3 separate regions of the Homo sapiens genome follow, and all the other regions are linked to region 1. The links are chromatin contacts, found by Hi-C or POLR2A ChIA-PET in ENCODE. All regions are on one chromosome and are shown on one strand. The core of a region is the stretch at or near the end of the contact, and the rest is flanking DNA. Distances in the headings are between cores, read along the strand shown.

The links. A loop is a pair of places that touch in the nucleus more often than their neighbours do. ChIA-PET counts read pairs that join two places held with the same protein, here RNA polymerase II (POLR2A). Pooled maps may share reads with other maps.
Region 2: a loop to region 1 is called in a map of CD8-positive, alpha-beta T cell, with 4 times the contacts of the local background. The contact joins the promoter of FLNC-AS1 here to the promoter of RBM28 in region 1. A Hi-C loop is called at or near these places in 2 of 168 maps with a recorded cell type or tissue (CD8-positive, alpha-beta T cell and naive thymus-derived CD4-positive, alpha-beta T cell) and 15 of 50 pooled maps. POLR2A ChIA-PET finds 5 or more read pairs at or near these places in 2 of 52 experiments (CD8-positive, alpha-beta memory T cell and T-cell).
Region 3: a map of prostate gland shows a loop between it and region 1 (14-fold over the local background). The contact joins the promoter of ZNF800 here to the promoter of RBM28 in region 1. A Hi-C loop is called at or near these places in 8 of 168 maps with a recorded cell type or tissue (B cell, CD8-positive, alpha-beta T cell, ascending aorta and 3 more), 9 of 37 single-sample maps with no recorded cell type and 21 of 50 pooled maps. POLR2A ChIA-PET finds 5 or more read pairs at or near these places in 1 of 52 experiments (naive thymus-derived CD8-positive, alpha-beta T cell).

The regions. Positions count from the first base shown.
Region 1 is chr7:128,341,227-128,345,255 of GRCh38, reverse strand. RBM28 (RNA binding motif protein 28) reads left to right here and starts at 1,348. Exons shown (of 19, transcript NM_018077.3): 1 at 1,348-1,580. The coding sequence starts at 1,463. It also overlaps the pseudogene RNU7-27P. RefSeq lists an enhancer at 1,208-1,407.
Region 2 is chr7:128,861,168-128,865,605 of GRCh38, reverse strand. It overlaps FLNC-AS1 (FLNC antisense RNA 1), which reads left to right and starts at 2,980. Exons shown (of 4, transcript NR_149055.1): 1 at 2,980-3,081. ATP6V1F (ATPase H+ transporting V1 subunit F) reads right to left here and starts at 2,750. Exons shown (of 2, transcript NM_004231.4): 1 at 2,544-2,750; 2 at 1-229. The coding sequence starts at 2,701. The coding sequence ends at 28. RefSeq lists enhancers at 2,457-2,946, 3,027-3,136.
Region 3 is chr7:127,391,239-127,395,150 of GRCh38, reverse strand. ZNF800 (zinc finger protein 800) reads left to right here and starts at 2,443. Exons shown (of 6, transcript NM_176814.5): 1 at 2,443-3,091; 2 at 3,536-3,654. The coding sequence starts at 3,594. RefSeq lists enhancers at 1,644-1,773, 2,514-2,643, 2,488-2,988 and silencers at 2,084-2,483, 2,884-3,283.

The DNA of each region.
Region 1 (4,029 bases), core at 99-2,598:
AAAAAAATTATTTAAAAAATGGCCTTGGGTACTTTTTTTTGAGCTAGTTGTTCTGCAAGGTGTAGCTCTCTTGCACCTATTCAGGTCCTGAGCCCAGTGGCATGGCAAACACTCTCTGTGTTCCAGAACCAGGAGCACCCAGATTTCCTAGCCAATTAAGAGCTCTCAGCTTTGGGTCTGTCTGATGAGCTGACTTGAGACAAAGATCTTCTGTTTCTAGGAGGACATGGGTTCTAGGTCTCTGTGTATAAGTTGGATGTTATGTTTGCTTTGAGTGTGTTTGATGTGGTCCTGCAGTGTGTGTGCTGTGATTTATTTGTAAGAATTTTTGGACTAATAGTCTTCCCAGCCAGGTGTGGTGGTTCACACCTATAATCCTAGCACTTTAGGAGGCTAAGGGGGGCTAATTGAGCTCAGGAGTTTGAGACCAGCCTGGGCAACATGGTGAAACCCTGTCTCTGCAAAAAATACAAAAATTAGCCGGGTGTGGTGGTGCACCTGTAGTTCCAGCTACTCAGGAGGCTGAGGCAGGAGGACTGCTTGAACCTGGGAGGTCGAGGCTGCAGTAAGCCGAGATCGTGCCAGTGCACTCCGGCCTGGTTGATAAAGTGAGGCCCTGTCAAAAAAAAAAATCTGTTTCCACCATTAGACTGTAATCTCTATGAGGGCAGGGACCCTGTCATTTCTTTGCTCACCAGTTTTATCCCTAATGCTTGGCTCATAGTTAGAGCTCAGTATATATTTATTGAAATAATAATTGTGTACTATCTGTGTCTATGTGTATTTTAGTAGCTACAATTTGTTTGTGAGGCTGAGGTGACAGACAGCTGGTGTTCTCCGAAAATGAGAATCGTCCGAATGATGTATATGATATATCTATGTCTACGTGTTAGTGTTCCGGTTGTGTTTTATGCACGTAATCTGGGAATTTGTGGAGGCACTTCAGAAAATATCAAACACCCACAGTATATCAGATCCTGAGTTACGCCCGGGGCAAAAACGACTTCTTCTGCCTGTCCTGCTAACTTTGGGGAGGATCTGGAGGTGAGATTTTTAAACAGGGTAGAAATTATTTATTTTTATTTTGTATATTAAGAAAAAAAATTACTTTTTGGAGGCCTTCCGGCAAAAACCAGAAAGCCTGCTAGGCAAATTCTAAAAAAGCTGTAACACTAGGGTAGAAATTATTGATGCCAAGTTTACACAAAAGTGGCGAGGGCGATGCTAGGGCAGGGGGCGGAGCCCCGCTCCAGAAGCTACGCCCCGGGGCGCCATTATTTTTTCATTCCGGAACCTTTTATCCCCCTCCCGACCATGTTTTCCTCCGGTCTCTTTTGGGCAACGAGCACTTCCGGAATCTCTCGGCGTGTGAGCTTGGTTGTCCTACCAAAGCCAGCGTTTCGGCTCGCGTGCGCCGGCCTAGTTTGCTCGCGTCCTCACGCGCTTTGGGTTTCCCGGTCTCATGGCCGGCCTGACCTTATTTGTGGGCCGCCTCCCGCCCTCGGCCCGCAGTGAGCAGCTGGAGGAACTGTTCAGTCAGGTGGGGCCGGTGAAGCAGTGCTTCGTGGTGACTGAAAAAGGTAGGGGCGGGGCGGTCGAGGATAGGGCTGGGGTTTCCTGCGATCGAGGGCACCTTCCCAAACTTCAGGGAGCCGTATCATTCTTTACCCTCCCCGAAGAGAAGGGACAGGGAACTGAGTTTCTTTTCCAAACTGATTCTGCTTTAGATGCGTTCATAGGAGTCAGTTTATGAAGGGCAAAGCATTCCCTTACGTTTCTATAGCGCTTTCTGTTGATTATGCGCGCTAAAAATGAAAATAGTTAACTAGAGCATCAGTAAGACTTATTGAGAGTCACCTGATTGGCAGGTACAGTGATCAGTTTGATACAGGTTATCTCATTTAATTTTCTCAGCAATCTTACCGGATGGAGAGTCTTAATGTCATTTTACAGACAGGAATCCGGGATTTAGGGGAATTTAGTAACTTTAAGTTTGTACGGCTGTTAAGTAGTGGACCCCCGATTTGATCCTCAGACCTGGACATCTTAGCCAGGATGCTATCCACTTGTTCATTCATTTATTCAGCAAATACTTAATACCTACTGTGTGCCAGGAAGTGTTGTAGGTCCTGGGGATGCAGCAGTGCACAACACCAAACCAAAAAAATCTTTGATTTTATGTCTTCAAGGTGGGGAAGAGAGCCAATAAACGAGCCAATAAACAAGCCAACCGTGAAAATGATGTCAAATGCTAAGGAGAAAAATAAGCCAGGGAAAGGGGTTAGGAAGTCTATGTGCATGTGTATAGTGGGGAGAGGGGGTGAAGAGTGGCAATATAGATAGGGTGGCCAGAGAAGGACGGACTGAGGTGAGAGAGTGAACACATGCCTCTCCGGAGGAAGAACAATTCAGGAAGAGAAAACAGCAAGCTCAAAGGTACTGAAACAGAGGTGTTTTTGGTATATTGGAGGAGTAGTAAGGAGGACAGGGTGACTGGATTGAAGTGAGTAAAGGGAAGAGAATTAGGAGATGAGATCTAGAGTAGCAGATCATGTAAGATTTTTTTTTTTTTTTAAAGACTGCGTCTTGCTCTGTCGCCCAGGCGGGAGTGCAGTGCCACGATCTCCGCTCACTGCAACCTCTGCCTCCTGGTTCAACCCATTCTCCTGCCTCAGCCTCCCAAGTAGCTGGGATTACAGGCGAGTGTCACTACACCTGGCTAATTTTTGTATTTTTAGTAGAGACGGGGTTTCGCTATGTTGGCCAGGGTTGTCTGGAACTCGAGACCTCAGGTGATCCGCCCGCCTCATGTAGGATGTTATAGACCATTGCAAGGACTTTGGCTTTTACTCAGAGATAGGAAGCCACTGATTTTAAGCAGAGAGCAGTAAGTGTGATCTGGCATTCGTTTTGAAAGATTCTCTCTCTGGCTGGTGTGTTGCCAATAGACTGTTGGAGAATAGGACAAAAGCTTATGTACTTAAAATAGGGACCGAAAGTCCTGTACAGTAATGTTTATTAAACTGCAGATTATTACCTATTAGTGGGTCTTGAGTGGGTCATGACTAGAGTTTGTTTTGTTGTGTTTTAGAAACAGGGTCTTGCTCTGTCAACCCTGTTGACAGTTGGAGTGCAGTGGTGCGATCACAGCTCAATGTAACCTTAAACTCCTGGGCTCAAGCAATCCTCCTACTTCAGCCTCCCAAGTAGCTATGACTACAGACGTGCTTCACCATGCCTGGCCAATTTTTGAATATTTTTTGTAGAGACAGGGTCTCACTACGTTGTCCAGGCTGGTTTCAAATGATCCTCCTGCCTTGGCCTCCCAAAGCACTGGGATTACAGGCATGTGCCACCACGCCTGGCCTAGAGTTCTTAAAAAATTAAATAGTATAGGAGTACGTCCATATATGGTAAAGGATAAGTATTTGTAAAACTTTTAAGTTTTAAATAAAGAATATATGTATGTACTGGGTTCCAGTGTAAGTAGCATTCCGTACCCAGGTGGTTGTATTCCAGGGAAGAATAGGCCATTGAATGGGAGTTCTCCTTTGAGTCCTCAGAATATAGGCTACATGCAATCTTACCTTACACCTTGTGTACTTGGTCTAAATCCTTAAAAATCTCTTACTTCCTTTTAAAAAACTATGCACTTTCCTATCCAGACAGCTGATATGTACTGGAAAGAGTGCTGCACTCAGTGAAACGGGAGGGAGGGTATGTGGAATGAAGTCTTCCTCAATAGCAGTGCATGTCACTTCACCTCTTTAAGATGGGAATAATTTCACAGGGTTGTCAGGGACTCTAAATGTATGTGAGCATGCTTTATGCAGACATGTAAAATGTGTGGTATTTACTGTATGTCCTTTCATTTGGGTGTCAAACTCTTTTACATTTCAGCTGCTTTACTTTTGGTTGTACTGATCATGAAGGGCTATGAATTTTCTTGTGCTCATTTTCTGAAAGGTGAGTGGGCAGCTTTTATGATAAGGAGTTCAAGAGAAGAGAAAAATTGATGTTATGTTGCTT
Region 2 (4,438 bases), core at 1,731-4,230, 520 kb before region 1:
GAAGGGCTGAGGGCTATGAGGAGTCCCCTAGCGCAGGTCTTCGGCAGTGAACATGCCCCTGGCCCTGCGCAGGATGGAGTCCTTGGCGGCGTCATATGGGTGCTCCTTGGAGGGGATCTCCAGGACAGCGGGGATGGACTGCTGGTGGGCGTCCAGGGCATGCCGCACCATCTCTGCGATGTACTGGTTGATGAGGATGATGCCAATGTCATCCCGGTTTAGAAATTGCCTGTGGGGAGAGATGAGAAGGGAGTCCAGGACAGCTCTGGGGGCTGCCGTCTCTCCTACCCAGGCAGCCCTCTCCGAGTTGTTGGGCTGGGCTGTGGAGGGGAATGAGCATGACCCAGAGGGCACAGAGGACAAGGGGAAAGGCTGCCACGCTCAACCCTCTGTCAACCCTACCTAGAATCAATTTCATCCCAAAGCGGAGGGTCACGCTGATTAGGGTTGGCTTCTACAACACTGCCCGGAAGGCTTCCAAGTGAACTGGTAATGAAGATTGATTAGGGTGCACACTGGTGTATTCAATATGCAGTGATGTGTCAGAAAGGGGAAGGATAAGATTATATGTATGCAGATCCCTTTTTATGTGCAGATACTGAAGGCCAGCTGTGATGGCTCACGCCTGTAATCCCAGCACTTTGGGAGGCCGAGGCAGGTGGATTGCTTGAACCCAGGAGTTTGAGACCAGAATGGGCCACATAGTGAGACCCCCATCTCCCTCTCTCTCTCTCTCTCTCTCTATCTATATATACACACACAAAAAAATGGCTGGATGTGGCGGATCTATCTATCTATCTATATATATACACACAAAAAAAAAATGGCTGGATGTGGCGGCATGTGCCAGCTACTTGGGAAGCTGTAGTCCTAGCTATTTAGGAAGCTGAGGTGGGAGAATCACTTGAGCCTGGGAAGTCGAGGCCGCAGTGAGCTGCGATCACGCCACTGCAATCCAGCCTGGGTGACAGGAGTGAGACCCTGTCTCAGAAAAAAAAAAAAAAAAAGACACATTAACTTTTAAAAAGAAAACAAATTATTTAAAAATAGGGCTGATGAGACCACTGAAGGCCTCAAGGTCTATCCTGATGAGGGTGGTGGAGGGGTCAGAGGGAAAGTTTGGCATGAACTAAGATCACAAGCTAGGAAGAGGACACCTTGATGAAGGAATCACACTTTCTGCACAAAAAGAACCTGGCCTTGTGCTCCTTCTCTCCTGTGGTCACCCACCCATTCATTTGTTTATTTTATTTTTATTTTTTTGAGACAGGGTCTCCCTCTGTCACCCAGGCTGGAGTGCAGTGGTGGATCTCGGCTCACTGCAGTCTCCACCTCCCAGGTTCAAACAATTCTCCTTCCTCAGCCTCCTGATTTCTTGGGATTACAGGCACCCGCCACCACGCCTGGCTAATTTTTGTATTTTTAGTAGAAATGGGGTTTCACCATATTGGTCAGGCTAGTCTCAAACTCCCGAGCTCAGGTGATCCACCCGCCTCGGCCTCCAAAACTGTTGGGATTACAGGCGTGAGCCACTGCACCCAGACTCATTCGTTTATTTACTGATTAAAAATTACTTACTGAGCACCCACCCCCTGCCAGTCACTGGGTTAGATTTGATCTCTGAGGTCCCTTTTGGTTGGAAACATAAAAAATTCTTGAAGTAAAATTTGTCCTTCTCCCATGATAACTTGGGTCACTTTACCAGACAGCTTAGAGAATGGCAGATAACAGCCTCCCAGGTCAGGGACTACCTAATACACCAGGCAGCAGGAACCAGTCTCAGCCAGCAGCCCTGGGCTGGACTGTTTGGGGGAAACAGGTGAGTGGTTTATTCCTGAGACTTGGTACAGGGGCCCTGGAGAAGGGGTGAGGAATAAAATAGGAGGCTGGTATCCTTAATTCCAGTCACCAGGACCCCTGGTGGATTAAAAGCATGCCTGCACCCACACTCTGACCTAAGGCAGGCAGTGAGGGCTTGAGTGCAAGGTCTTAGCAGAAGGCTCTCACAGTCCCGACATTTCTGCCTACTGTGCTCAAGACTACAAGGAAATTCCGAGGCCGCCTGAGGAGACCTGCCAAGAGTGTGTACCTGGCTTACCGGAGGCAGAAAGGGTTGAGATTGGGTTCAAATTCTAGCTCTGCCTCTGCCGACTCGTAACTTTAGTGTGTGCCTTACCCTCTCCGAGCTTTAGTTTTCTCACCTGTGAGTAGGACAAAAATCATCCCTGCCTTACGGGACGATGGTGAGCCTCTAAAGGAGGAGAAAGCAGAACAAAGTCCAAGCCCACTGTCTAGGCTGTCACGAGCTCTGTTCCCCTTCTTTCATGACACACGATCATGTGAGGTGGGGGGGCTCGTGGACCTGATACAGCTTCTGTCCCACCGAGCCCCAAACGGGGACTTGGGGCGCGGAGGCCTCCGCTCCGGAAGGGCGGAAGGACTTTCAGGATCGTCCCCTCACCCCCGTCCGGGCAGCCTCCAGCCTCGCCCCGCACTCCACCGAGCAGCAGAAGGGCCCGTTCAGGCCTCGCGCGGTACCGTACCGGAAAGTGTCTTCGATCTCATTGATGGTTGTATCCTTCTCCACCACCAGGAAATTGGGATGGCGGTTCTTGTTAAGCTCCCCTATGCCGCCCAGCAGGAAACCAGTCACCGTGTCCTCGTCTCCGATCACTGCGATGAGCTTACCCCTCCCCGCCATCCCTGCAGCCGGGCAGAGCTCACCCTAGAGCACCAGAAGCCACTGAAACCCCGCCTCCGCCGTACGGCGCCCCGTCGGCCTCAACCCCCACCCTTCGAGCATGCGCAGTCCTCCCAGCCGCATTCCGGGACATGCGCATTAACAGCAACACGGCCTCCATGTGAATACGCCTGCGCCGTAAAGACAGGCCCGAACCAGGGGACTACGATTCCCAGAAGACCGCGCGGCACCACGTCCTTCGCGGGCATTCATTCGTTCATTCACTCGTTCCTTGGTTCATTCGTTCAACAAGCGCTTTGGACCTGACGCTGTTAGACGCCGAGACCCCAGAGAAGAGACGCAGTTACTCATCTCAAGGGCAGGGTCTGGGTCTTTATCGTGTATGTATGTGTGTAACTATGACACATAGTTAACAAGTAACACACGTTTGTTCAGTTAAAGGAATGCAAAAGTTAATGATGATACTGCCTAGTGAGGTGGAAAGTCAAGGGAACAGGCGACTACAAAGCTGTGTGTTAATGGTTAGAATGTGAAAAGTATATGGAAGCACACATCCATGGTAACTAACCCATGGAGAGAGGGGGCGTCCAAAGAACCCTTCCCCAAGAAGCTTGCTTCAGATCTAAGCTGAGACCTGAAGGACCTGCAGGATGAAGGGGATAGAAGTGAGGACAAGACGGTGTTCTAGGCAGAGGAACAGCATGTGCAAAGGCGTACTGACTAGAGAGCGTAGGGCCTTCAAGGAAAGTTAAATAATTGGTAAGGCCAGGCATGGTGGCTCACGCCACACCTGTAATCCCAGCACTTTGGGAGGCTGAGGCAGGTGGATCACCTGAGGTCAGGAGTTTGAGACCAGCCTGGCCAACATGGCGAAAACCCGTCTCTACTAAAAACACAAAAAATTAGCCGGGCGTGGTTGTGGGCGCCTGTAGTCCCAGCTACTCGAGAGGCTGAGGCAGGAGAATTGCTTCAACCCGGGAAGCGGAGGTTGCAGTGAGCCGAGATTGTGCCATTGCACTCCAGCCTGGGTGACAGAGCGAGACTCTGTCTCAAAAAAAAAAAAAAAAAAAAAAAAAAAAAATTAGCCAGGCGTGGTGGTGCACACTTATAGTTCCAGGTACTCGAGAAGCTGAGGCAGCAGGGCTTACTCAGGAGTTCAAGGTTACAGTGAGCTATGATCACGGCACTGCACTTAAACCTGAGCAGCAGAGCGAGACCCTGTCTAAAAAAAAAAAAAAAGGATCTGCAGGCTGGGCGCGGTGGCTCACGCCTGTAATCCCAGCACTTTGGGAGGCTGAGGCGGGTAGATCACCTGAAGTCAGGAGTTTGAGACCAGTCTGGCCAACATGGTGAAATCCCATCTCCACTAAAAATACAAAAAAAATTAGCCCAGTGAGGTGGTGTGTGCCTGTAGTCCCAGCTACTCGGGAGGCTGAGGCAGGACAATTGCTTGAACCCGGGCAAGGGAGGTTGCAGTGAGCTGAGATGGCGCCACTGCACTCCAGCCTAGGTGACAGAGTGAGACTCTGTCTAAAAAAAAAAAAAAAAAAAAAAAAAGATCTGGAAGTTATCCTGAGGACAGTTATCCTGAAGCTGCTGAGGGATTTCAAGTAAGAGAGTGCTATCGCCAAACTTACGTTTTAGAGCTGTCACTCACTGTTGACTGTGCTGTGTGCAGAGGCGAAACTGAGGGAGGAGAAACCAAATTGGGAGGCCACTGTGAGAGATAATGGTGGC
Region 3 (3,912 bases), core at 1,194-3,693, 950 kb after region 1:
ACTGTTAATTATAGTAGGGAGTAATCTAGGTCCTGACCCCAAGTTCCTACTGACTAGCACATTACTTAATCTCTCTGGGTCTCAATTTTTATGATTCTTTCTTTTCTTTTTTCTTTCTTTCTTTCTTTTTTTTTTGAGACAGAGTCTTACTCTGTTGCCAGGCTAGAGTGCAGTGGCGTGATCTCGGCTCACTGCAACCTCCGCCTCCCAGGTTCAATTGGATTATTTCGTTTTTATACAGATATGTTTAATATTTGTTTTACCGACATGCACATTTCATCTTGACTCTAATTCTAATTTTTCAAAGATTGTCTAAACTTACTCTGTTAGCAAGCAATTTTGAGGACCCTCTGGTACTGACCACTTTGCATTCGAATATAAATAACACTACATTTGCTCACAAAACATACTTTTGTGTGTTTTTTTTTTTTTTTTTTTTTTTTTTTTTTTACTCACACCTGGTCAGCAAACAACTGATATATCTGAAGCAAAGCTTTTTCAGGGTTAGAACAATTTAGACTTGCATATTCATTTTTAAGCCTATGATAAATATGTTTATTACATAAAAGTAGGAAAAGATCCTCTGAAAATGCAGAAAATATTTTACCTCACATTTTACCACGCAGAGGTCTCCAGTGTAGATATTTGCATGTTTCTTTCAGTCTTTTTTCACTGCATTTTTTGGAGTGACATTGAGCTTTATTAGTGTATACCATTTTCATATTATTACAGCCTTCTTACTGCGTTTCAAAATTTTTCTGCTTATTAAAGTTTTATATACTTAATTTACAAATTTTGCAAAGTATACAAAAGAATAAAATAAAAATCATTCATAATTGCACTGTTACAGCCCACTGTTAAAATATCACATTTCAAAATACTTCTTTTTTGTTGCTTAAGCATATTCCATACAACTAAATTTTATATAAAATGTGATTTTTATTGGCTGCATAACAAACACTATCACAGAAGTATCATAACTTATTTTACATTAATTTATAAACTGTGGCATTTCATATTTTAGTTTCACGTTGGGTGATGCCTCTTAACTATGGGACAGATATATATGATCATACCACTTATGTGACTAGTTAAAGATCACGTTTCTATCCCTTTCTTGTCATCCCCTAGAATCAAGCTGCTGCAATCCCCGGAGACCTAATGCAAACGCTTCACCTCCTGGACCCAAGCCATCCCGCCCCCCGCCCCCGCCTCTCCCGTAGCTGGGACCACAGGCACGCGCCATCCTGCCCGGCTAATTTTTTTTTATTTGGTTGAGAGGGCGTTTTGCCATGTTGCCAGGCTGGTCTCTAACTCCTGGGCTTAAGCGATCCTCCCGCTTTGACCTCCCGAAGTGCTGGGATTACAAACACCAGCCACTGCGCCTGGCCCAACATTTTTAAAGTAACAAATGTATCAATTTACAAACTTTCCTTTGGATTTTGAAAACTGAACTTTTTCTCTTCTAAACAAAGTCTATCTACTGAACTTCAGTTTTTTCAGGACCCCGCACAATGGCAGCTTAAGTTGGACCAACTGGAAAGGTTTTCAGTGGATCTTGGGGAGGATCGGAGACAAGGCGAATGGGCTTTATTCTCTTAAAATTTCCTGACGGGCGGTGGACACATATTTGCTTGATGTCACCAAGAGCAAGAATTACGTTCCAGGAGCTGGGAGGAAACAACGGAGGCGGCTCTCTCGCCCCCAAGAAGCGGCCCTTGGTTGGCAGAATTTGACAGATGACTGGGATCTTCGAGGATTTTCCAAGCAGGATCGGGGCGCAGAAGAGGAGGGAAAGTGCGTGAGCCCACGTGACCCAACTCCACTTTCAAGTTTGAGAAGCGGAGCTGCCAGGATAAATACCCATCTGCTACCAATAGATGCTTTCCCTCCCTTGGGCCTGATAAAAGAATCCCCAAGTTCCGGGAGGCATGCTTCGAAAATTGTTGGCAGGAAAAAAATGTTCAACTTTTGCCATTTAGCAATGCACTGACAGCCTTTTGGGGATCATCACTACTTATGGCTCATACATCTGCCCACCGCTTCCTAAGTCCTCTCCCAACCCTCCCCGAGTTTCAGTTCCACTGAACAGAGAACAGCGAGAGCAACAGTTTGGTGGCCGAGCAGCCCGTCTCCGTGGGCGCGCACGCCGCATCGCGGGCCTCACACCTCACTTTGGGCTTCGGCTCTCGGTCGGCCCGAGACTCCGGCCGCGGCCCTGGTGTCCCCCGCCCCGGTTCCCTCCCCTCGGACACGGCCCTCGCGCCGGCGGCCCCGGTCCCCTCCCCACCGGCCGCGGCGGGCACAGCGCGTCGCCTACCCACAGGCGGGGGCGCCGGCCGGGCGCATGCGCGCGGCGCTCCCGGGCGTGCCGGCCACACTCCCCCCACCCACTCGGTGAGCTTGTCACTTCCTGCCCTCGCCCCATCTCCGTCCGGGGTCAGTCAGTCGCTCCCTGTCGCTGCCGGAGAGTCTCTGCTTCCCCCTTCCTACGCGCTCCGCGGCGGTAGCTCGGGCTCTCCGGAGGAGGGGGCGACAGAGTAAAAGAGAGGCTGACTTAATAAAGTTTCCTGAAACAACAACTACCACCGAAAAGGCCCAAGGTTGGGGGAGACCCCCATTTTTCTCCGCCCCTCTCCTAAAGCCTGAGGGACCGTTGCAGGTGGAGCGGCGCTGGTGGGACCCGGGTTGCGGCGGCAGCCGTTGCCCCGGCGAGGGAAGCCTCAGGTCCTGCCCGCTCCGGTTCCGGCTCCTTCGGTGGTGGCGGCGGCAGCTGCTGCCGGGCGGTTCCTCCTGTCAACTGCCTCCGCCCGCGCGCCTCCCGCCTAGCCACACAGCGCGGAGGACGCCGTGAGCCGCCGCCGCAGTCGTCTCGGCCCGCGGAGGGACGTGGTGAGCTGTGGCGCTTCCGCGTCAGCGCCGGCGGGGACTCTTTGGGAGCGCGTCGGGCCCGAGTCCGGGTTCCCCCGCGTGGTCAGCGGAGGCTGCGCCAGGTGGGGCCCGCAGCCGCCTCCCACGCCAGGCTGTCCCCGCGGCCGCCCGGCCTGCCTTCCTTCCTTCCGCCCGCCCGCCGGCCCGCCCTAAGAGTTGAGTAAGTTGGGCGCACTTGGTTGTGGGGACGGGGTCTCCGCCAGGGAGACCCCAACGCACGTGCGTAGCGGGAGGGCGCGGCGTGGGCCAGCAGCCGGCGGGAGCGGCACCTCCGTAGTCCCGGAGCCCGGCGGTGCCCGCCGCGCTCTGCGCTCCGTTTCCGCGCGCCCGCCCGGGACGGCGAGGCCGCAGCCGCCCGCGCTGCCGGCCAGGCCTTCGCCCTGCGCTGCGCACCCGAGGCTGCGTTTCCGGGTAGGGCGATGAACCTGTGTGGGGAGTTTGGGCTGCAGGAGGGTTTGTGCGTCTTTCTGTTTTCTTTTCGAGAGGGAGGTGCGGGTCCGTGGAGGGAAAGCGGAGAGCTGATGATGGGAACGTATCTGGAAAATGCAGCCAGTGCCCCCCAGGAAGTTCAGGGCGAGTGACGGGTTTGTGCTTCTTTCAACAGCCACGCCGCAATGAAGAGCTTCTTACAGTGAAAGCAAAGTAGGTCGAGTCCACTGAAAATGCCTTTAAGGGACAAATACTGTCAGACTGACCACCATCATCACGGATGCTGTGAACCAGGTAGACCCCTCTTCGTCCGCAGTTGCTTTGCCCTCCATCAGAGCCACTCTGCCTTCTCTTTTTTTCTAGCTTTTTTTCCTCCTGCCCCAGTAGTCATTCTTAAGCAGGCTATGATATTCCCTAGCATAAGCCAGTTATGAAGCTAAAAGCTTGTACAAACAAGAGGTCTCCCCTGCTTGATCCCTTAAAAAAAAGTACTGCAAGTGTCACCTTAAATCATTTCCACAAGATCAGTCGCTCAGTCTTTTTTCTTTCTTT